Regions from separate parts of the Homo sapiens genome. Here all the other regions are linked to region 2. Evidence: chromatin contacts called from ENCODE Hi-C or POLR2A ChIA-PET data. All regions are on one chromosome and are shown on one strand. The core of a region is the stretch at or near the end of the contact, and the rest is flanking DNA. Distances in the headings are between cores, read along the strand shown.

Region 1 (5,547 bases), core at 1-2,500, 1.3 Mb before region 2:
TCCTTCTTGACCCCCATTACCTCAAGCTGGAAGCAAGGTTCCCAGGCAGGGCCTGGGACAGGGGCCTTGCACAAAGAAAGTGCTTGATAAAGCCTTACTGATTTGCTGTGTTACATACGTTGCACCACAGATTGGAAGTGGAAATTCAAATCAACTCAGGGCCCAGACAGTGGTTATATCAGCCTGAGCACTGGACTTGCACATTCATGTTTAGATCAAGTCTGACAGAACCTGAAATTGCAAAAGAGTGGAAACAAGTGTTGCTACAAAATAGCCTAACCACAGTGAGACACATCTCCTTTGTTATCTGTATGACGCTTTTGGTTTCAAAAACACAGCCCTATTGCAGGATCAGTTCTCTGGGCCAGGAACTAGATCTTCTCTATTACTAACAGATCAGCTGAAGACAGCGAGGGGTGGGCCTCTACCAAGGGCCAGGACTCCCATCGCATTCAGAAACACTTTCCAACAAATGGTCTTCCCTTCAGCAAAATGAATCACAAGGTCAAGAAGGAAGTGAGAAGGAAAAAAAGAATGTCGCCCAGGTGTGTTTCTCCTGAGCTATTCGCTTGTTTTATTTCATGGACAACAGTGTTACATTATGTAACTAATTCAGTTTCTTTCATCTCATTGGGTGCTAGGAAGCTTAGAGCCAATCCTGTGACCCACTAAAGTAAGGATGTACTTTCTGTATTAGTCTCTGCTGGCTCCATTTTATGTTTATATCTTCATTTTCCCTCTATTTTTCTCATCAACTTGCTGAAATTTGCCATAAGTCCTATTTAGAACAAGGAGGAGGGTAAGAGGAGAAGGGGAAAAATGGTCCTTGCCCTTGAATAATGAAAAATACATAAGTAAGGAGATAAGTAACAATAACAAAAATAATATTATAGAAGTTAACATTTATGGCTGGGCACAGTGGCTCACCCCTGTAATTCCAGCACTTTGGGAGGCTGAGGCAGGCCGATCACCTGAGGTCAGACATTTGAGACCAGCCTGGCCAACATGGTGAAACCCTGTCTCTACTAAAAATACAAAAATTAGCTGGGTGTGGTGGCAGGTGCCTGTAATCCCAGCTACTCAGGAGGCTGAGGCAGGAAGATCATTCAAACCAGGAAGGTGAAGATTGCAGTGAGCCGATATCATGCCACTGCACTCCAGCTTGGGTGACAGAGAGACTTGGTCTCAAAAAAAAAAAAAACTTAAAAAAAGGAAGTTAACATTTATTTAGCACTTTTGCAAGGGACTTGCCTTTAGCACTTTTGCAAGGGACTGTGGCAGGTAACATTATTTGAAACTTATGCAAGGGACTATGGTATGTATCATCTCACTAATCTCCCTAACAGCCCCACCAATAAAAGTACAGAGCTATTATTTTCCCCCAAATTAGTATTATAGATGAGGAAAGGGAAGCTGAGAGAGGCTAAGTCGTGAGGCCAAGATCACACGGCTAGAAATGGTGTGGCTGGGACCCAATCCCAGGTCTGGGTGAGGCCAAAGCTCAGCCTGTGGACACCACATCTACAAAATCACATGGTAGGGGCAGAAAGTGAAGGTGCCACGGTGAGATGCACAGAGAAGCTGTGGAGGGAAGGTTGGAGAGCCCACTTCCGGCTGGCTGGCTCTAAAAAATGCTAATGTCTTTGACTCAAACAGAAAATATTACTAGGTTCATAGAGCCCCGTTGTAATGATAAATAGCCAAATAGTTAAGAGGCTGCAGGCCCCAATTCTAACGCTCCTCACTTCCCTTCGAACCCAGCCTCAGAGATGACACTTAGGCTGCACATTCCCTGTGGGCAGGGACTGTGTCTTGTTCCCTGTTGGGTCCCCGGAACCCAGTGTGGTGCCTGGCACAGAGGAGGCCCTGAGTAGCATGTGCTGCATTAGTAAAGGAACTCATGGCTCACAGATACTTCACAATCATTGTTGGCGCCATGCAGATGAAGGGAGCTAGACAAAAACCCACACACGTGTATTCTGATGACACACATTACGCAGACACATGCTGCCCTGTGTGTCTCCTCTGGAGGCACCTGCCTTTTCCATTATAACGTGGCTCACATAAGTGGTGTGCAGTTTTTCAAATTTCAATAAAAAGGAAAGACATAGTAATCTAGCTGCTTTTATAGACAGAAATAACAAAATAAAAACAGGTCTCCATCCAGGGCAAGGCAGGAGATTTGAGGGGCTTCAGCAGACAGTTCATGCCTAGATGGCGGGAACATTTTTTTTTCTTTGAGACAGTCTCTGTCTGTTGCCCGGGCTGGAGTGCAGTGGCACGATCTCGGCTCACTGCAGCCTCCGCCTTCCGGGTTCAAATGACTCTCCTGCCTCAGCCTCCCGAGTAGCTGGAATTATAGGCGTCCACCACCACACCAAGCTATTTTTTTTTTTTTTAATTTTTAGTAGAGACAGGGTTTCGTCACGATGGCCAGGCTAGTCTTGAACTCCTGACCTCAGGTGGTCCACCCGCCTCGGCCTCTGAAAGTGCTGGGATTACAGGTGTGAGCCATGGTAACTGGCTTGATTTGATTTCTGCCAGCAGGAAAAGCAGTGCTGACATGGAATCAGTAGGAAACGGGGTTTGCCCCAGGGGTGCCCCTCACCAGGCGAGGCCATGAGAGTCGCCGGAACTTCCATCCCCAATGCTTTGCCTGATGAAGCCCTGGATCACCCTTCCGGGCAAACACACGCACCGCCAGCAGCTGGAAGGCAGAATGGGGTAATCGGGTCCCACCTCAGGCACTGTAGTAGTCAGGTTTTCCAGAAAAACAGCAGGAGAGACTTTAAGGAATCGGCTCATGCGATGATCTGGTCAGGCAAGTCTGAAATCTTCAGGGCAGGCCAGGAGGCTGGAAATTCTAGCAGAAGTTTATGTTGTGGCCTTAAATCCTAAGGTGGTCTAGAGACGAATTCTTTTCTCCTCGGGGGACCTCAGTCTTTTCTCTTAAGGCCTTCAACTGATTGGGTGAGGCCCACCCACACTGTGGGAGGTAATCTGCTTTACTCAGAGTCTACTTATTTAAATGTTACTCTCATTCAAAAAAATACCCTCATAGCAACATCTAGAACAATGTTTGACCAACAACTGGGCACCAGAGCCTAGCCACGCTGACACATAAAATTAACCATCACAGGCACTTACTAGCATTGGGTGTGGCCATGGTGAAAATACCTGCTTCCTAAAAGTGTCAGAGGGTCCGGCAAGTGGCCCATGTGAGCACTCTGTCCCATCTGGCATATGATGGGTTGGCTCAGGTCTGAGTGGGGCCCTGGCTGTATGAAGGGGAGCCCAGCCTCTGGATTCCCATACGTGTCAGCAACAGTTGGGCCTCCTCTATGACCAGGGGCTGCATTCCACAGGTTTGGAGGGCAGCCTGGGTGCAGGGACGCATCCTCCTGCCTTGTTCTTCCTGGCAGCACAGAAGTCCCGGGTGTCAGCAGCCTGTTTCCAGATGGCCTAACCATGGGGTCACTGTTGAGCTCCACCCGAGGGCAGTGATACAAATGCCCTAGCTGAGGGGACTGGATTGTATCCCAAGGAGAGCCAGCTCCAGTGACCCATCTCTGTGTCCTTTGACAAGCTAAAGGAGGGACCAGGCCCTCAGAGACAGCCATCTGAGAACGCCTTGCAGATCACCAAGAGGCCCTTGGCAGACAGTCCATGTTGTATATGACGAGGTTAAACACAAAAGAGCACAGCTTACAGCAAAAGCATGGACAAAGGAGAATTCTTTCCCTAAGCATTCATGTGCAGTCTGTGTAAGTTCCCAGATCTCCTCTATCCAATAGTTTTCAACCATTGACATTGACTTAAAACACCTGAAACAAAATTTAAAATTGAGAAAGGATGACTTTGTTGAAATCATACTCACCTTAAAAATGTCCATTCCAGCTGGGCGAGGTGACTCACACCTGTAATCCCAGCACTTTGGGAGGCTGAGGTGGGTGGATTACCTTAGGTCAGGAGTTCAAGACCAGCCTGGTAAAACCTCATCTCTACTAAAAACACAAAAATTAGCTGGGCATGGTGGCGGACGCCTGTAATCCCAGCTACTCAGGAGGCTGAGGCAGGAGAACTGCTTGAAATGGGGAGGTGGAGGTTGCAGTGAGCCGAGATCACGCCACTGCACTTCAGCCTGGGCGACAAAGCAAGGCTCCTTCTCAAAAAAACGAAAAAAAAAGTCCATTCCAGGCTTGATGGAAGAATGATGGGGACATGTGCACTGCTGCTTCCAAGACAGTGGGCTTCATGCGTATCCAGAACAGGAGTGCACTGGGCCACGGGGAGGGTGAGCAGAGGGTCTGCCGCTCTGTGCATCCTCTGCACACCCATGGCAGGAGTGGATGAAGATGGAAAAGAGATGTTGGAACTTGTCCTGCAGCTCCTCTTCATTCTTCTGTGAGACAGTAAAGAAGGACTTGAATATTGATGAACGTCTACCACAAGTCCCAGTCACAAGAATCACACACCTTCTCTCCCTTCCACAAGGTGAAACAAGACAACTCAAGGTCAAGGTAACCTGTGTAAAAGGACGACTAAATGTGAAACGGTGCCTGAAGGACCAGCGGACAGCAGGCACCTCTCTCTGAACTCCAGCTCTTGAGCCAAATCAAATGGTTGAGCTGGTTAAGTGGTCCCAGTTTAAAAGATGGGTGTCTGTCTTGACCGGGCACAGTGGCTCACATCTGTAATCCCAGCAATTTGGGAGGCTGAGGCAGGAGGATTGCTTGAGTTCAGGAGTTTCAGACCAGCCTGGGCAACATAGCAAGACCTCATCTCTACCAAAAAAATTAATTAGCTGGGCACGGTGGTGCGCACCTGTAGTTCCAGCTACTTGGGAGGCTGAGGTGGGGGGATTGCTTGAGTTCAGGAGGTTGAGGCTGCAGTGAGCCATGATCATACCACTGCACTCCAACCTGGGCAACACAGCAAGACCCTACCTCAAAAAAAAAAAAAAAAAAGATGATGTCTCAAGCAAACGCTTCAGGAAGGATTCCCTGGTGGTTAAAAGCAAATGTTTCCAGAGGAAATTGGCATCGCTGTGAGTCTCAGAACAGCTTTGTCTCAGACCCCGCCCTTCCTACCCATGGCCTCAGGACTAGTTGTCTTTCTCTTTCCCTGATTTCATTTACACTTCAACAGTTACTGAGGGCCTAGCTCACGCCTGTAACCCCAGATACACATGGAGGCAGCGGGGGATTGCTTAAGGCCAGGAGTTTAAGACCAGCCTGGGCAACATAGTGAGTCCCTGTCTTTAAAAACAAAATAAAAATAAAAATTAGGCCAGGCACGGTGGCTCACACCTGTAATCCCAGCACTTTGGGAGGCTGAGGAGGGTGGATCACCTGAGGTTAGGAGTTCGAGACCAACTCGGCCAACACGGTGAAACCCTGTCTCTACTAAAAATACAAAAATTAGCCAGGTATGGTGGCGGGCACCTGTAAGCCCAGCTACTCGGGAGGCTGAGGCAGGAGAATCCCTTGAACCTGGGAGGGGGAGCTTACAGTGAGCCGAGATTGCGCCACTGCACTCCAGCCTGGG
Region 2 (5,876 bases), core at 2,825-5,324:
ATCACTGCTTTGTCTTGCCATGAAATAAGATTCTTGGTGTTTTAATTCTTGACTGTTTTTCTAGTATACCTAGCTTTTCTGGAGTATTTCTTTTTCTTTTTTAATTTTTTTGAGACACGGCCTCGCTCCATCGCCCAGGCTGGAGAACAGTGGCGTGATCTTGGCTCACTGCAACCGCTGCCCCCCGTGGTTCAAGTGATTCTCCTGCCTCAGCCTCCCAAGTAGCTGGGACTACAGGTGCCCGCCACCACGCCCGGCTAATTTTTGTGTTTTTAGTAGAGATGGGGTTTCATCATGTTGGCCAGACTGGTCTCGAACTCCTGACCTCAAGCCACCCGCCTGCTTCAGCCTCCCAAAGTGCTAGGATTACAGGCATGAGCTACCATGGCCGGCCTTGGAGTATTTGTTGAAAATGAGACCAAACATAAATTAGTTATTGCTTATATATATTTAAATTTATTTGTGTGTATGTTCTTAAATCTATGTGTGTGCATGTGTGTGGAGTGTGTGTGTGTGTGTGTGTGTGCATGTTGAGGAGTGTGTATGTTCCAGGAAACCATTAAGGACTGGAGAAGTTTCTAGCCAAGGATGTCAATATGTGAAAGGACCAGAAATTGCTATTCTGTTCTGTGGGAGTGTGTAAGGCAGCCTAACTTGTCTTATGGAGTCATGCTGGGCAGTAGTATGAGACAAAGTTGAAAAGATGTTAGGGCCAAATTATGAAGGGCCTTGTGAATGAAACTGGGAAGCTTGGCCTTTACTCTGCCAGCCACCTACTGGACGTCTGCGGGCAGGAGAGAGTGGTGGTCAGAACGGTGTCTAGAAAGAGGCCATGGTGGTTGGGCATGGTGGCTCACGCCTATAATCCCAGCACTTTTGGAGAACGAGACAGGCAGATCACCTGAGTTCAGGAGTTCGAGACCAGCCTGGCCAACATGGTGAAAACCTGTCTCTACTAAAAATACAAAATTAGCCGGGCGTGGTGGTGCATGCCTGTAATCCCAGCTACTTGGGAGGCTGAGGCAGAAGAATTGCTCGAACCTGGGAGGCAGAGTTTGCGCCACCGCACTCCAGCCTGGGCACCAAGTGCAAAACTCCTTCTCACAAAAAAAAAAAAAAAAAGAGGCAATGGTGATGGTGACTAAACAGCCTTACGCAGTCCAGGGATGCCAGGAGAGAAGGCTCCTCCAAGTCTTTCCTTTCAAGGATAGAATATCTCATATTCAGGGGTCATTGACACATATCATGCAGTTGATATATATTTTTTAAAAAGTGTTCAGAGCTGAATCTGGAATGATGAATGTTACACAGGCTGGGGAATTATATTGTAAAACCAATCATGAGCTATAATAGGCACCAAAAAAAAAAAAAAAAAAAAGGCCTAGATCAGAGAGAATGTCAGAGCAGCTGCTGTTAGCCTCTCAGAGATGGCCTCATGCAGTCCCAAACACATCCTCAGCTAGAGTCAACTCTGGGCAGCTTTGTACATCAACTCCCAGGGAACTTGTTCCTCCCTTTATCCAGCTCAGAGAGACAAAAGAGCAAAGAACATTCCACTCCTTCAATAACATGAGTCAAATGGCCTTTTTTTATCCCTGTCCAGTGGCTCCCTTGAGTTGGTTGCAGATACCTCTATGAGGGACCCATTCTGGTGAAAAGGGGAAGAGAATACCAGCATGTGATCTCATCTTCACTTCCTCATCTATAAACTAGCTGTGGTCTGTTTTGGATGTTAAATGAATGAACACTCATCACAGTGCCTGACCTGTGGTTAGAACTTAGAAAATGGCAGTGACTGCTGACAATGCCATGAGGTAGAAGTAATTATTATTACCACTTAGTGGATAAGGAAATTAAGGCTCAGAGAGGTTATGCAAACTGCCCAAAGTTACATAGCAAGAAAGGGAAGGAGCCTATATTTGATGCTTGGTTGCTCTGACTTCAAAGTCTCTGTTTTTCCTATTCCTTCAAATTCTTCCTATTCCTTCAAATTACTTCACAAATAAACTTGCAAACCTGGTTTCAGGTTACATCTTAACATGCTCAAGGGCTGAAAAGCTTTGTTTACAACAGCAGATACAGTACTAACTACAGAGAAAGGAGAAACTAGGTAAGCATTTCCAGGACCTGCACCCCATCTGCTGTCAAGTGGAGCAGACAATCCCAGTGTACATGAGAGGATTCTGGAAGGATTTGGGCCATTCTGATGTACTGAGATAAAATGATCTTAAAAAACATTCATGTCCTTTCTTGGTATCTTTGTGTTAATGGAAATAATGAGATTTCTTGGATGTGTATAAACCAGGAAGAACTAGTGAAACGTCAACCAGCCTCTTGACAGTGTCCCACTTAATGATATCTTCACAGTGATAACCTGGGAAGAACTTTTTTTATTATAGTGAGGAGAGTCCTCTAGAGCAGAAATAAACTATAGCCACAGGCCAAATCCAGCCCACTGTTTTTGTAAATAAAGTTTTATTGGAACACAGTCACACTCATTTGTTTACAGATTATCTATGGCTGCTTTTGTGATACACAGGCAGAGTTGAGTAGTTGCAACAGAAACCATATGGCCTGCAACACCTAAAATATTTACTGGCTGACCTGTAGAAAAAGTTGCTAACTAATCCCTGCACTAGAGGTGGGTACCAAAATTAAGTGCAGCATTTCTGTGCTCCAACATCCTAAGCACAGGTTATTTCAAAACACTAGCATTCTGTCTCCAATGATGGAGACAGATGTCTTTACATCTGGAAGACAAGTAGCTTTCAGAGGGATACTGTGTATATTCATCTCTTGGAATGACTTGTGGTGTCAGATAAAATGTGTCTAAAGTTCGTGTGCTGAACAATTTTTTTTTTTTGAGACTGAGTCTTGCTCTGTTGCCCAGGCTGGAGTGCAGTGGCACAATCTTGGCTCACTACAACCTCCACTGCCCAGGTTTAAGAGATTCTCTGGCTTCAGCTTCCGAGTAGCTGGGATTATAGGCATGCGACACCATGTCCAGATAGTTTTTGTGTTTTTAGTAGAGACGGGGTTTCACCGTGTTGGCCAGGCTGGTCTCAAACTCCTGACCTCAAGTGATCTGCCTGCCTTGGCCTCCCAAACTGCTGGGATTACAGGTGGAACCCACTGCGCCTGGCCTGAACAAATGTTTTGATAATTGTGTCTCAAATGAATATGTTTGGGAGGGAAATATATTCCCCAAGAGTCTTTGTAGACCTATGTTATGTAGGAGGTTTTATTAGAATAAAAATTAAAAGAACAAAGGGGGCTCTGAGATCCCTGGGGTGGGGACCAGGAGATTTATGAGTCCAGCAGACAGGAGCTGTGCCCCACCTCAGCCCCTGAGTGAGAAGCTTGTCAGCTCTAGCCTCTTCTCCACCCCGACCTCAAGCAGCAGAAAGCATCACAAGCATAAAGCCCACAGGCCACGTCCTCTGTCACTGGATTCTTCTAAATAGTCTGAGATATGAATGGAGAACTGGCCTTGCTCATGCATGCCTCCCTTGGCAGCCCAGCACCAGACAAAGCAGCTGAGGTAAGACTAAGTCCATCACAACCACTCTCTGGGCTGTGAGAGCCTGTCTCAGGACCCAGGATCCGAGGCAAGGGAAGGGAATGGATATTTTAAGAGCATGTGTGTGAGATGGTGGGAAGGAAACAGAAATAATTCATTTCCTGGGGCTTCTAGTCTATGAGCCTGGGTGAGCTTGACTGACCAACTTCATGCAGATTGGGAAAGAAACTAGTCATTGGAACAAGAGCTGAAAGCTCTATGTTTTCTTCATCAGTGCTTCAGATAGAACAGGATATCTGTTTTACCTGAAAATTCCAGTGTCAGAGCCTCTGTCTCTCTCACCCCTGCAGGAGCTAAGACTTAGGTATTATTACTAGTTGTTTGCACTCTAGTATGTAGAAAGAGCCTGAGACCAGATGTTTTTGGGGACATGGGCATATTGGGAAACAAGACTCCAGAAATGGGCATTCCCTCCAGAGGGGACTTGAAATGCAAGCTTTACACAGGTTGTAGGCCAGCCCTATCTCTCACTTCCTTTTTCTACTGCCTCACTACACAACAATGCCTCCATTAATGAAACCTCTGAGGATGAAACTCCTTTACAATGAACATGTTGAGTTAAAACAGAACAACAGCTTCATAAATCATGCTAAACAGTGGTGCAATATATCAAATGGTTGAGCTGCAATATTCCTGCAGATCTATGCACTCAGGGCACAAATCTCTTCAGGCACAGTTTTGATTCATCCCCAAAGCTGCAGGAAAACAGTTTACCCTCTGCTTCCCACCCCTTCAGGTGTTCTGAGACCTCTTGCTTTCTGATCCTCACAATCACAAAATTCACTCAACAATATTACTTATTGAAGGCCCATTAAATAGCAGATAAGGGGATTTTGTGGTTTTACACACACGTGTACACACACACAGAGACATTAAGCAAATATTTCACACTAAAATATCACAAAGCATGATGTGTTGTGAAGAAAAAGAGTAAAATGGTATGAAATTACATAAGAAGGAGGACTGATCAGTTTGATGGGGAGGGAGACATTGGAACATGTACAGAATTCCTAAGGTGGGAAAGAGTTTGGTCTTTTCAAGGAACTAAAAGAAAAGAAAGTACATTTGGCTAGAGAATGACAGGGAGAGGCCCGGTAATTATGCCATGCAGGATCATGGAGAGCTATGGGGTCATGCTAGTGATTCTAGTCTTTATTGTAAAAGCACATGGAAATCCCCAGAAGAGTTCTCAGGAGGAAGGTTATAAGACCAAATGTGCATTTTAAAAGAAAAATTTATTTTATGGAGAACAGATTGGAGGGGAGGAAGAGTGGATTGGAGGAGATAATTAAGAGGCCGAGAAGTAGTTGAGATGAGAGGTAGTGTTGATTTGGACTGGGTGGTGGTAGTAAATATGGAACAAAGTTGATTCTCAGCATATTTAGGGGCAAACTCAATGGCACTTGGGTTGAATAGGAAATGGGTTAAGGAATAGGGAAATATCAGGATCATTCCAAGTGGGTGTATCCTGCTCCATGGCTGGAAATGCCACAAACTGGAATGGATTTGGGACCTGGATTTAGAAGGGAAGGATAATTGTAAATTTAGCATTTCTACAGATTAACTGATTACAATTTGCAAAAAATTCACTTCAGTCTATTTATGTTTAAAACCTTTGAACACTGATCAGAAAGTTGCAGGACCTAATTTCTACTAAAGGAAGTAGGTAGAAAAACATTTGGGAGAAGGGGACCTTGATATTATAACTTCCTCTGCCTTCGAAGAGGGGTCTGATTGCCAGGCATGTTGAGGCACAGGGACAAGGCTGAATTGCTGTGTAACATAAAAGAATGAAAAAGCTGGGGTCTTGAGAGAAAATCCTCAAGACAGTGCATCATGTGAGGTTGGGTCAGAAAAAGCTGGCTCGAGGGGATGCACAGGAGGGTTGGTAGTGGATAAGAGAACTCTGGAGAAGAGAAATGTGGAAAGAGGAGTTGAAATGGTTTCCTCTGAGAAGAGGAGTGCACTGCAGAACCTCTTCCACATCCACCCCCACCCCTTCCATGGATTTTTCTTTGCTCATCATGGAGAGAGCTAAACCTCGAGTTGCATGGAGGCCAGTTGGAAAGTGAACATTCTCAAGGAGACAAAGGTGGGGGTGACCCATGGAGGCAGAGGTCTGTATGTACTTGCCTCCTGGTTCTGTCTGCCCTTTCAGTGCTAGAAGACAAAGAATGGGAAGAAAAGGTAAGGAAAAATATGGAAAGGGAAGGAAGGGTACATAGGCTGTTGTCCTCTGCCCTCTTTTATATTAAAACTATTCTAGGTGGGGGATACTCAATATTACAATAAATTA
Region 3 (5,704 bases), core at 1,116-3,615, 1.3 Mb before region 2:
CTCATACCCCTTGAATTAGGTCTGCAAGGTAGGCGGCTGCAACATAAAGGAAAAGTGCCCTGTCTAATCCAGAGCAGTCAGGGGCATCCACTGCCCTCAGGGCAATCCAGTGCAACAGAGGACATTCTTTCCTCCCAGGCTTGTCACCAAGGACATAGGAGAAGGAGTGAATAGGGTGATGAGGATCAAAATGGATCAGGGTCTCTTCCTACAGATAAGGAAACTGAGGATCCCAAAATGGAGTAACTTGCCCCAGCTCATACACCAAGCCGGGGGGCAGCCAGGATTGAACCCAGTTCTGTCTCCAACTAAGTGGTTTTTAGTATATTCATAACCATCATCACTATCTAATTCCAGAACATTCTCATCACTCCAAAAAGATACTCTTCATTCCCCATTCCTCCCTCCACCCAGCTCCTGTCCACCACGAATCTACTTTTTGCCTCCATGGACATGTCTGTTCTGAGCATTTCATGTAAATGGAACCATACATTTTGTGGCCTTTTGTGACCAGCTTCTTTACTTAGCATAATGTTTTTGAGGTTTACTCATATTGTTGCATGTCTCAGCACTTCGCTCTTTTTGTGACCAAATATGTGCTTGCATGGATCTCCTTGGTTTTGTTTATGCACTCACCTGTGGATGGGCATTTGAGTTGTTTCCACTTTTTGGCTATCACGGATAATGCTGCTATGAACATCCTTGCATAAGTTTTTGTGTGGACATAACTGTATTCTCAATTCTCCTGGGTAAACACCCAGGAGTGGAATTGCTGAGTCCTATGGTGACTCTATTTTTTAACTTTTTAGGAACTTCCAGACCATTTTCTGGAGCTTCACTTCTGTTATCAACCCCATTTTGCTGATGACAAGGGAGGGAGAGAAGTGAGTTTGCTCATATTCGTCAGCTCTTGAATGGCGGACTCAGAGGGTGGGGACTGCTCGTGGAAAGGAATCCTCTGTTTCCCTCAATGCATTTCATCCATTCTTCGAAACTTTTGAGACCCTTCTATGTGCCAGTCACTAGTCTAGGTGCTGAAATTACCTCTGAGAGCCAGACAGACATAGTTCCTGCCCTCTTGGAGACATAGGTTAGAGGAGAAAACAGACAGTAGGCAAATAATTACAAATTTGACAAGCATAATGGCAAAATCTATTAGAGTATTTGCCAACTTATCCTCTACTTTGTACAGTGATCAAGAACTTGGGCTTGGAGTCAGCCCGCCTATGTTCGAGTACTGGCCACTTACTAGCTGGGGGGCCTGGACAATTTCCCTAACCTCCCTATGTCTCCACTATTCACGTGGAAATGGACAGAGTAATAGTACCTACTTTAAGGTTTACAGGGTGGATTCAAAGCATCAAAACCTAGAAAGCACTTCAAACCTGGCTTTGGCAAGTCCAAAATCAATACAAGCTATCGAGGTTGCTGTTATACTGTCTACACCTTATCCATCACTCTGGGGTATGAATCCTGGTCCCTCCAGCTTTCACTGTTTCCCACCTCCTCCCCATGCCTGGCTACCCATATACAAACTCTGACAGTAAGCAGAATTCCCACAGTGCTCTGTTCCAACATCCTGCATTGAGCTAATCTGGTTTGATGCTTCAGTTAGAATCCCTAATTCTAATTGAATGCCAGGCTCCTCATTGCACAGAGTGCCAGGCTCCTCATTGCACAGAGAAGAAAATGCTTTTTAAATATTCATCTTTTCTCCTTCACTAGACTGTGAGCGCCCTGAAGCTAGGCCTTCTTTCTCCTGTAGTGCTAAAAGTTTTTGGCAAGAAAAACAAGTGGAGGTAAAGTCGTAAAGTAGGGTGGTAGGGTTGAGAAAGGACAGGCTCTGGAGCCAGACAGCCCTGGGGCTATCACACCTGCTCTGCCACCTGTAACCACCTGACCAGGACAGCTTCCTTGGGGAGCCTCCTTCAATCATCTGTGAAATGCAGGAGGAGCAGCCGCCCGTCAGACCTGGTGGGGATCAGCAGTGACCTGCAGAAGTTGCTGGTGTGGTGGGCACCGGATACCTGGTGTTTCTGCTGCCTCGGTGCTGCTGAGGACCCAGAGCCCTGCCTGAGCAGCACGCTCACAGAGGCAGCGAAGTACAGGAAGTACACAAGGTCAAAAGGAAAACACGCTCTCCAGAGACGTCCTCTGATCACTATCGTGTACGTTGGGTCGAATGGAACAGAATTTGCTGCTAGAGTGTTTTTCCTCTCCTAACCCCATAGACGCTTCTATTTTGCTATTTTTACTAAACTCGAACAGGAACAGAAAGTATTCATGCAACTGTATCCAGTGAATGATTAAGAAATGCGTAAGAGCGGAGATTGTGTAATTCCCAGGCTGCTGTGCCTTGTCATCAGCCGCAAGTCCGAGAAATACTGCAACCGTCAAGTTGACCTCTGTTCCTAAGAAATTTCCTGGGTTGGCTTTAACACATTCTTTGAGAGTTATGACATAGGATATTAAAAAAATTCCTCCCACTTAGTGAGCCATACAAAGCCCACCACACATCAGTAGTGTCCATCCCATGTTTAATCTTCAGAAGGTGTGTGAGGAATAACATGTTTGCTTTTGAAAGATGCCTTGTAGACTGTGCGCAGTGGCTCATGCCTGTAATCCCAGCACTTTGGGAGGCTGAGGAGAGCGGATCACCTGAGGTCAGGAGTTTGAAACCAGCCTGGTCAACATGGTGAAACGCCATCTCTATTAAAAATACAAAACTTAGCCAGGCGTTGTGGCGGGCACCTGTAATCCCAGCTACTAAGGAGGCTGAGGTAGAAGAATTGCTTGAACCTGGGAGGCAGAGGCTGCAGTGAGCTGAGATCATGCCACTGCACTCCAGCCTGGGCAACAGAGCAAGACTCCATCTCAAAAAAAAAAAAAAAGATGCCTTGTCTTCAAGCAAACTATTATTAAGGATGAGTTGCTTATTTGTATTAAAAAGAGGGCTGGAGGATAGCTTGAGCCCAGGAGTTCAAAACCTGCCTGGGCAATATAGTGAGACCCCATTCTCAAAAAAAAAAAAAAAAGAAAGAAAAGGTGGGGATCACTGAATTTTCTATTGCATTAACCAAGAATCTTAAAAGTCATATTTTTAAAGATTATTGAAGATTTAAAATGTGTCTTGTTTTTTTTTTTTTCATTTTGTTTTATTTTATTTGAGACAGGGTCTCATGATGTTGCCCAGGCTGGTTTTACTCCTGGGCTCAAACTGTCTTCCTGCCTCATCCTCCCAATTAGCTGGGATTTCAAGTGCATGCCAACCCACACAGCCTTTTCTTTTTCATTTTCCTTTCTTTTTTTTTTTTGAGGCAGGATCTTGCTGTGTTGCCCAGGCTGGAGTGCAGTGGTGCAATCGCACTTCATTGCAGCCTGGACCTCCTGAGCTCAAGTGAGCCTCCCACCTCAGCCTCTTAAGAAGCTGGGACTGCAGACACATGCCAGCAATACACCTGGCTAATATTTTAATTTAATTTTTTCTAGAGACAGGGTCTCACAATGTTGCCCAGACTGGTCTCGAACTCCTGGATCAAGCAGTTTGCCCACCTCAGCCTCCCAAAATGTTGCAATTACAGGCTTGAGCCTTTTTATTATTTATTTATTTATTTATTTATTTATTTATTTATTTATTTTGAGATGGAGTCTTGCTCTTTGTTGCCCAGGGTGGAGTACAATGGCGCGACCTTGGCTAACTGCAACCTCCACCTCTCGGGTTCAAGCGATTCTCCTGCCTCAGCCTCCTCAGCAGCTGGGACTACAGGTGCGTGCCACCACACCCGGCTAATTTTTTGTATTTTTTTGTAGAGACGGGGTTTCACCGTGTTAGCCAAGATGGTCTCAATCTCCTGACCTCGTGATCTGCCCGCCTCGGACTCCCAAAATGCTGGGATTACAGGCGTGAGCCACCGTGCCCGGCCTGAGCCTTTTTATTTTTAAAAGTGGCTTTCCATTTTCTTTCTGTGGCAATTTCAAGAGGCATGGTGTGTTATTATCCCTGAGCTTTCTTGGGTATTAAAAAAAGGCCATGGGACTGGGCGCGGTGGCTCACGCCTGTAATCCCAGCACTTTGGGAGGCTGAGGTGGGCGGACCACCTGAGGTCAGGAGTTCAAGACCAGTTTGACCAACATGGTGAAACCCTATCTCTACTAAAATACAAAAAAATTAGCCGCGCGTAGTGACAGGTGCCTGTAGTCTCAGCTACTTGGGAGGCTGAGGCGGGAGAATTGCTTGAAACCAGGAGGCAGAGGTTGCAGTGAGCCAAGATTGCGCCATTGCACTTCAGCCTGGGCAACAAGAGACTCTGTCTCACATAAAAAAAAAAAAAAAAAGAGGCCATGGGGCTGGGCGCAGTGGCTCACACCTGTAATGCCAACACTTTGGAAGGCCAGGGTGGGAGGATCACTTGAGCCTAGGAGTTCCAGGCTGCAGTGAGCTATGGTCATGCCATTGTACTCCAACATGGGTGACAGAGTGAGACCTTGTCTCAAACATAATAATAATAATAATAGTAATAATAAAATGAAAATAGGTGGTGGCAGCTCCCACTTCATCTTTATTTTTTATTTCAGAGGCACTTATAAACCAGGAGAATTATGTGGAAAAGGAGTCCCCCGATATAACCCAAGACTCAGGAAATTCTTGCTCCTCTTGGCAGGGATGCAGCTGAAATTTACCTTTAGTTAGCATACTCCTCAGATAGGGCAAATGAATTGTGCAAAGATCAAAATGGGGCTTTTTTTTTTTTTTTTTTTGAGATGTCTCGCTCTGTCACCCAGGCTGGAGTGCAGTGGCACGATCTCAGCTCACTGTAATCTCTGCCTCCCAGCTTCAAGTGATTCTCCTGCCTCAGCCTCCTGAGTAGCTGGGATTACAGGTTCTACCACCGTGCCCAGCTAATTTTTGTATGTTTTAGTAGAGATGGCGTTTCGCCATGTTGGCCAGGCTGGTCTTGAACTCCTGACCTCAGGTGATCCGCCTGCCTCAGCCTCCCAAAGTGCTGGGATTACAGGTGTGAGCCAGTGCGCCCGGCCAAGGTGGAGTTTCTTTATTTTATTTATTATTTTTTTTTTATTTTTTTGAGACAGGGTCTCATTCTGTTCCCCAGGCTGGAGTGCAGGGGCATGATCACAGCCCCAGGACTCAAGTGATCCTCCCACCTCAGCCTCCCAAATAGCTGAGACTACGGGTATGCACCACCACACCCAGCTAATTTCTTTTTTTTTTTTTTAGAGATGGGTTTTTGACATGTTGCCCAGGCTGGTCTCAAACTCCTGGGCTCAAGCGATCCTCCTGCCTCAGCCTCCCAAAGTGTTAGGATTACAGGTATGAGCCACCATGCCTGGCTGGGGAGTATCTCTTAATGACTTAAGAAAACTTAAAAGAACAAACTCTTCACTATTTGGTCCGTGTGTTTGCTCCAAATTAGTAAAATTTGACCATGAAATAAAAATTGGAGGCAGGTACGAGGAGTTGGCATCCCTTTGGTGGTTGCTAAAGTTGGGCAAGAAGGAAAACAGAAAACAGAGAAGAATGATAGTGAAGTCCACAGTGAAGTGATATTAACAGAAACCAGTGTAGCCGCAACAGGGAAGGCTGGGGACAGAACTCTCAAAGCCATATACTCGCAAGGAAACCACTAACTCCTGCCCATACCAGGCACCCCAGGACTGTGCCCTAGACCCTTAATAATGACAAATT
Region 4 (6,363 bases), core at 147-2,646, 1.4 Mb before region 2:
TTTTAAGTTTTCTTTTCAAATGATATTCAATTAAAGAAGCCTGCCCTAACACTGACTAGGCAAGGTCCCCCAATACTTCCTTCTTAGTATCTGTCACAATTCTAATTTCCACGTTAAACAAATAATTTACACAAATAAATGTTTATCTCTCCCTACATTGTAAGCTACGAGAGCAGGTAGGCGCTGTTTCCATTTTACTGGGGTCCCCTAGGCACACCTGAGCAATTATTTGTTGAATGAAAGAAAAAAAGCTCTAAGAATGAACATGAATGTCTGGATTTTGTTTTGTTTTGTTTTGAAAGCAACATCATTACTGAAATTAAAAGTTATTTATTCAAAGTAGCTTTTTAAAAATATACCTGGCTCGGCCTTTTAAGCCAAAAGTCTCAAGCAGTCTATTGAATCAGTGAGCTTTGGGAAGAGCAGGTAGTATTAGGAGAGCATACAGTAGGCGCTAAATGAAGAGAACTGACGACTACTACCAGAAAATGGGTAAAATGAGATCTAACCTAGAGACTGCCGACACCCAGCTAAATACCACAATGCCCAGGCTAGTGCTTCCGCGGACTGTGGTGAGAGCACTGATTCCCCTCCCTCCTCTGCCTCATAGGCCGTTTCAACAACCCAGAGCGTTAAGTTCAGCGAAATAGCTTGCGGACGGAAATGAGAGCCAATGCTTAAAACGGCGGGCACCAAACGGGTGTCTCTGGAGTTAAAGATATCCCCCATTCCAACGTCCTTTTATTTTTCTCTCCCATTTTACAAGTGTCAACAGAAAGCCTGAACTGGGGTCATGAAATCAAAGAATGTCACCATAGTCAGGTTTTAAAATATCAGAGTTTATCAAGTTCGTGACACACTGAGTGCCCAAGTCCCCCGAAGAGTCCGGAGGTGGGGGGCTCCCGGGTCGCCCCACCTGGATGGAAGAGAGGCTGCCCGGGAGGAGAACAGGGACTGGCTACCTAGGAAGGGGAGGCGGCGACCAGCCCCCGCAGAGGCGGGGTCCGAGTCCCCAGCCAGAGCCCCAACAAGCAGTCGAAGAACGCGGGCAGAGGCTCCGACATGGCCAGGAGAGCACGCCGCCGCCCGTAGGTGCTCGGGCCTCGCCGAGACCGGGAAGAGGTGGCGCCGCCAGCTTTTCCCAGACCCAGGGGTGGCCCGACAGGCCTAACCCCGCTCCCCGCCCTGCTCCCCCGTCCCCTCCTCCGGCGACGCCCGGCCCGCGGTTGGCCGGCCCGCCGCGCGCTCCGGGACGAGGGCGGGAGGCGAGCGCGCTGGCCGCCGCGCACTCACCATTGTCAACGCCGCCGCCGCGTCCCCCCTACTCCACTCCTCTTCCCTCAGGAGAACTCCCAGCCCCGGCTCCCTCCGCTCCGGCGCTCCGTCACGTGACCTCGGGCCGCCCCTCACACGTGACCGCTCCCTTCCTCTCCCCCACCCCCGCACCCGTCCCTCTCCCAGCCTCCTGCCCCGCCCTGCTGGCCGCCAGGCACTCCGGGGAGAGGCCGCTTGGAGGCGGGGCCTCAGGCTCCACCCTTCGGAGGGTGGAGAGGGGCGGGCAAATTACGTCGAGTGGGCGGGGCCTGAACAGAGGCGGGTTCGCGGGCTCCTCCTCGCCGTCTCTTCGGTCACCGGACGAGCGGTTCCGTGTCCGGCCTCTTTACCGCACCCAGTTCCTCTTTGTGAAAGTTTGAGCGGCTGGGAAGGAAGGAGGAGAGGAAGGATTCATCTGGAGGCTCTCTCCTTGGCTGGGTCCTTGGGTTGCCGAGGCGAGTGGGAGCCCTACTTCCTTAGGCCTCGCAAGAAGAGATGTGCTCTCTTCGTCCACGGCGAGGCGTTCTGCCACCTTGCCTGAACGCAGTCCCGCTCCACCTCCTTCTGAGTCTGGGTTTTCTTAACTTGGCTTTCTCGCCTCTGAAGAGAAGACCAGTAGAAAAAAATCCTAGGGTACAACTTTCATTGCTTCCCAAAGTCCCCAGATGGCCCCTGAGCGACCCACCCTGAGCCTGGAGGGCTCACAAACCCACCGTTCCGCCCAGCCGTTCTGAGAGGGCAAAGGCGCTCCCCCGAAAGTCCCACGGCGCAGCTGAAGACTACGCTGGCCTGAACTGGATCCTCCTCCCTAGTGTAAGCCTATAGGACCTCCAGATGAGGAAAATACTGTGTGGGATTTCAGAGTATAGTGTTGAAGGGCCACAGTGCACTCTATGCATAACCAAAGCAGAAGAAAAATCCATCCCTGAACGCACTATAATTACCCCACCTTAAAACAGAAGTTTGTGAGGCGAGTCCATGAAACAGGTATCAAAAAAAATTTTTTTATACTTAATCCTCAGTGTGAGCCTCAAATTTAAGAGGATTGAAATCAGAGTATCATCTCTAACCGCAATAGAATTAAAATTAGAAATCAACCCAAACAAGCCAGAAAATTCCGGAAATATTGGAAATTAAGCAACATAATTCCAAATCTCTAGGTCAAAGAAGAGATCAATGGAAATTTAAAAATAAGTTGAGGCCGGGCACGGAGGCTCACACTTGTAATCCCAACACTTTGGGAGGCCAAGGCAGGTGGATCACCTGAGGTCAGACACGAGTATCTCTTGAATCCGGGAAGCGGAGGTTGCAGTGCCCGAGATGGAGCCACTGCACTCCAGCCTGGGCGACAGAGCAAGACTCTGTCTCAAAAATAAAAAATAATAAAAATAAAATAATTTGAAATAAAAGATAATAATACAACATATCAAATTTGTGGAATGCAGTGACACTGTGTAAAAGGAAAATTTGTAGCTTTAAATGCACATATTTGGGCCAGGCATGGTGGCTCACAGTCTATAATTCCAGCACTTTGAGAGGCCGAGGCGGACGGATCACTTGAGGTCAGAAGTTTGAGACCAGCCTGGCCAACATGGCGAAACCCCGTCTCTACTAAAAATACAAAAATCAGCGGGGCATGGTGGTGCACGTCTGTAATCCTAGCTACTCGGTAGGCTGAGGCAGGAGGATCACTTAAACCTAGGAGGCAGAGATTGCAGTGAGCCAAGATTGCGCCACTGCACTCCAGCCTGGTGACAGAGCGAGACTCCATCTCAAAAAAAATAAATAACTATAGTAACACTGATATTGTTGTCTGTTTGAACTGTGAAAAGAAAGCAGCAAAAACAATGCAAATCTTTAATTAATAAAAGTGAAAAATGGTTTTTTTCACTTAGAAGATTTGCCTGTCACCTTGAGAGCTACTCTGGTTCCTACCCACTCTTTTCTGGGACTTAAATATCAACATAACAAAGAGAATAGATGAAAATGCCACACAGGCAAAGAAATACTAGCGAAGCCAGGTATAAATAAGAGGTGGCAAAGAAAGTCACACTAGAAACCAATTTGTACTAATTATTTATTCTACTGATCAAAACCCAATCAATAATTGTGCTATCATAATAAATACAAGAAGCAACAGAATTGTTGAGCTAGTTATTTGTCTGTCTGCCTACCTATCAATCTATTCAGCAAGCCAGAATGTTAGAGCTAGATTGTGAGCAGTACAGTGTTTCACCAGCTGAGAACTGTGGCATCTCTATATTTGCCCTCTGCCAAAAAAAAAAAAAAAAAAAAGGTGGGGTGTGTGAGGAAAATGTGACTAACTTACAGGGATTGACTTTCATCAACAAAAGTACCGAGTTTAGGTCAGAAAGTATTAGATGATAAGATAATCTGAGCTTTTATCAATCAGAAACCAGTTAAGAGAAAAATAGTCATTTGTTCAAATTCACAAAGACTAAAAATTCACATTAATAACTGTGAGAGTGTCAGGGAGCAGCTGTTTGCAGAGTTCACTGGCAAAGTTAAGGGAAGAGAATAAAATACAAATACACAAAAAGGATAAAGAAAGAAAATACAATTTAGGCCGGGCGCAATGGCTCACACCTGTAATCCCAACACTTTGGGAGGCTGAGGTAGGTGGATCACTTCAGCCCAGGAGTTTGAGACCAGCCTGAGCAACATGGTGAGACCTTGTCTCTTGCAAAAGAACAAAAATTAGCTGGGAGTGGTGGCATGTGCCTATTGGACCAGCTGCTCAGGAGGCTGAGGTGGGAGGATAGCTTGAGCCAGGGAGGCAGAGTTTGCAGTGAGCAGAGATTGCACCACTGCACTCCAGCCTGAGCAACAGAGCGAGACCCTGTCTCAAAAAATAAATAATAAATTAATTTAATTTAAAAATAAAATACAATTTAAAGCATGCCAGTGAAGTATAGAAACACTTTTTTCTTTTAACCTCCCAGAGCACATAGAATAGATTTTGCTTAAAAACTTTAGCGAGTGCAGCTGTAATCATGGTAAATATTCTTTTTTTAAAAAATTACAATTATAAAAGCCAAACATTTTTTCACAATATACAGTTTTTTCTTAAATGTACCAATACTTAATGTTTTATCTCACTATTCCTCTTTTCTTTTTAAAATGAGATATAATGTACATACAGTGACATATGTTAGTCTTAAGTGTGCAGTTTGATCAGTTTTGACAATTGCATACATTTTGATTGTGCATGGTGTCACAGGGCGCCGTGGCTCATGTCTATAATCTCAGCACTTTGTGAAGCCAACACAGGAGGATTGCGTGAGGCCAGGAGTTCAAGGCTGCAATGGTCGTGTCGCTGCACTCCAGCCTGGATGGTGGAGCAAGACCCTAGTCTCTAGAAAAAATTTAAAAATTATCCAGGTGGTGGGGCATGCCTGTAGTCACAGCCGCTCAGGAGGCTGAAGCGGGAGAATTGCTTGAGTCCAGGAGTTCCAGGCTATAGTGAACCACACTGGTGCGACTGCACTCCAGTTTGGGCTACAGAGCCAGGCCCTGACTCTTAAAAAAAAAGCATACATTTGTTTAACCCACACCTTCATCAAGATATAGATGACTGCCATCAACCCCAGAAAACTTTCTCACATCCTCTCACAATCAATCCCATCTCCTAGACGCAACCACTGTTCTGATTTTTTTTTGATATTGATTAGCTTTGTGTGTTCTATAGCAAAATAATAATGGAATCATACCACAAGTGTTCTTTTGTGTCTTGTTTCATTCCCTAAGCAAAATGGTTTTGATACTTATTTATGTTGTTGTATGCATCAGCAGTTTGTTCCATTTCATTGCTTATAGTAGTATTCCATTTTGTGAAGAGACCACAAAATATCCTTTTTCCTGTCAGTGGACATCTTTTTGCCCATTTTTTTCTATTGTGAACAAAGTGCTACTATGTACACGCCTTTTTTGTGAACCTAACCGAAGTGGAATTGCTGGGTTGGGTTAGGTGTATATTTAATTTTACAAGAAAATGCCACATCACTTTTTAAACTGTTTGTGCCATTTTATCCTCCCATCACGAGTGTGTGAAATATTGTTTCTATATCCTTGCTAACATTTGGTGTTGTCAGTGTTTCTAACATTAGTCATTCTTATGAGTGTGTGGTTTTCTCACTGTGATTTTAATTTGCTTTTCCCTGATGATTAATGATTCTGAACACTTTTTCATGTGCATATGTATCATTCACATATACCTCCCTTTGGGAAGTGCCTGTCAAGACTGCCAATTTTTAGTTAAGATGTTTATTTTCTCATTGAGTTATAGTTTATCAAATATTTTGAATATAAGTCCTGTATCAAATGTAGTAATTGCAAATATTTTCTCCCACTCTGTGTGCTTATTTACTTTCCTAACAATGTCTGTTGATGACTTGAGAATTTGGACTTTTACATTTAGGTGTAAAATGTAAAATGAGATCCATCTCAAACTAAATTTTGCAAATAGTATGGGGTAAGATTTGAGAGCTTATTTGTGTCTACATGGTTCCAGCACCATTTGTTGCAAACACTTACCTTTCCCCCTTAAATATCTTTGGTGTTAGCCGGGCGCGGTGGCTCATGCCTGTAATCCCAGCACTTTGGGAGGCTGAGACAGGTGGATCACCTGAGGTGAGGAGTTCAAGACCAGCCTGGCCAGTATGGTGCAACCCCGTCTGTACTAAAAAATGCAAAAATTAGCTGGGTGTGGTGGTGCGTGCCTGTAATCCCAGCTACTCAGGAGGCTGAGGCAGAAGAATCATTTGAGCCTGGGATGCAGAGGTTACAGTGAGCCAAGATTGGGCCATTGCACTCTAGCTTGGGCAACAGAGTGAGACTCTATCTCAAAAAAAAAAAAATATATATATATATATATGTATATATATATATGTATATATATATATACATATATATATGTCTGTATAGATAGATAGATATATCTTTGGTGTTTTTGTAAAAAATCTATTGACTGTATAATTGTGGGCCTATTTCTGAAATTTCTAGTCTTTTCCATTGATCTGTTTGTCTATA

What was found. A loop is a pair of places that touch in the nucleus more often than their neighbours do. ChIA-PET counts read pairs that join two places held with the same protein, here RNA polymerase II (POLR2A). Pooled maps may share reads with other maps.
Region 1: a loop to region 2 is called in a map with no recorded cell type, with 5 times the contacts of the local background. The contact joins two enhancer-like sites. A Hi-C loop is called at or near these places in 2 of 37 single-sample maps with no recorded cell type and 1 of 50 pooled maps. POLR2A ChIA-PET finds 5 or more read pairs at or near these places in 1 of 52 experiments (GM12878).
Region 3: a pooled map shows a loop between it and region 2 (4-fold over the local background). The contact joins two enhancer-like sites. A Hi-C loop is called at or near these places in 1 of 37 single-sample maps with no recorded cell type and 2 of 50 pooled maps. POLR2A ChIA-PET finds 5 or more read pairs at or near these places in 1 of 52 experiments (activated T-cell).
Region 4: a pooled map shows a loop between it and region 2 (4-fold over the local background). The contact joins the promoter of VPS26A here to the enhancer-like site in region 2. A Hi-C loop is called at or near these places in 1 of 168 maps with a recorded cell type or tissue (naive thymus-derived CD4-positive, alpha-beta T cell) and 7 of 50 pooled maps.

Annotation. Positions count from the first base shown.
Region 1 is chr10:69,040,419-69,045,965 of GRCh38, reverse strand. No RefSeq gene overlaps it. Among named protein-coding and RNA genes, the nearest start is that of SRGN, 45 kb to the left of the region's middle. Within about 2 kb of position 1,250, at least 6 of the 41 ENCODE cell types and tissues checked have a DNase peak (open chromatin) inside an H3K27ac peak, as active enhancers do; they include GM12878, where a contact is called at or near this core.
Region 2 is chr10:67,768,954-67,774,829 of GRCh38, reverse strand. No RefSeq gene overlaps it. Among named protein-coding and RNA genes, the nearest start is that of TRS-TGA1-1, 7.4 kb to the right of the region's middle. RefSeq lists enhancers at 3,398-3,557, 3,738-3,927. Within about 2 kb of position 4,074, at least 3 of the 41 ENCODE cell types and tissues checked have a DNase peak (open chromatin) inside an H3K27ac peak, as active enhancers do; they include GM12878, where a contact is called at or near this core.
Region 3 is chr10:69,058,237-69,063,940 of GRCh38, reverse strand. No RefSeq gene overlaps it. Among named protein-coding and RNA genes, the nearest start is that of SRGN, 27 kb to the left of the region's middle. RefSeq lists an enhancer at 2,153-2,272. Within about 2 kb of position 2,365, at least 29 of the 41 ENCODE cell types and tissues checked have a DNase peak (open chromatin) inside an H3K27ac peak, as active enhancers do.
Region 4 is chr10:69,119,211-69,125,573 of GRCh38, reverse strand. It overlaps VPS26A (VPS26 retromer complex component A), which reads right to left and starts at 1,396. Exons shown (of 9, transcript NM_004896.5): 1 at 1,294-1,396. The coding sequence starts at 1,296. RefSeq lists enhancers at 432-938, 1,803-2,162 and a silencer at 1,143-1,542.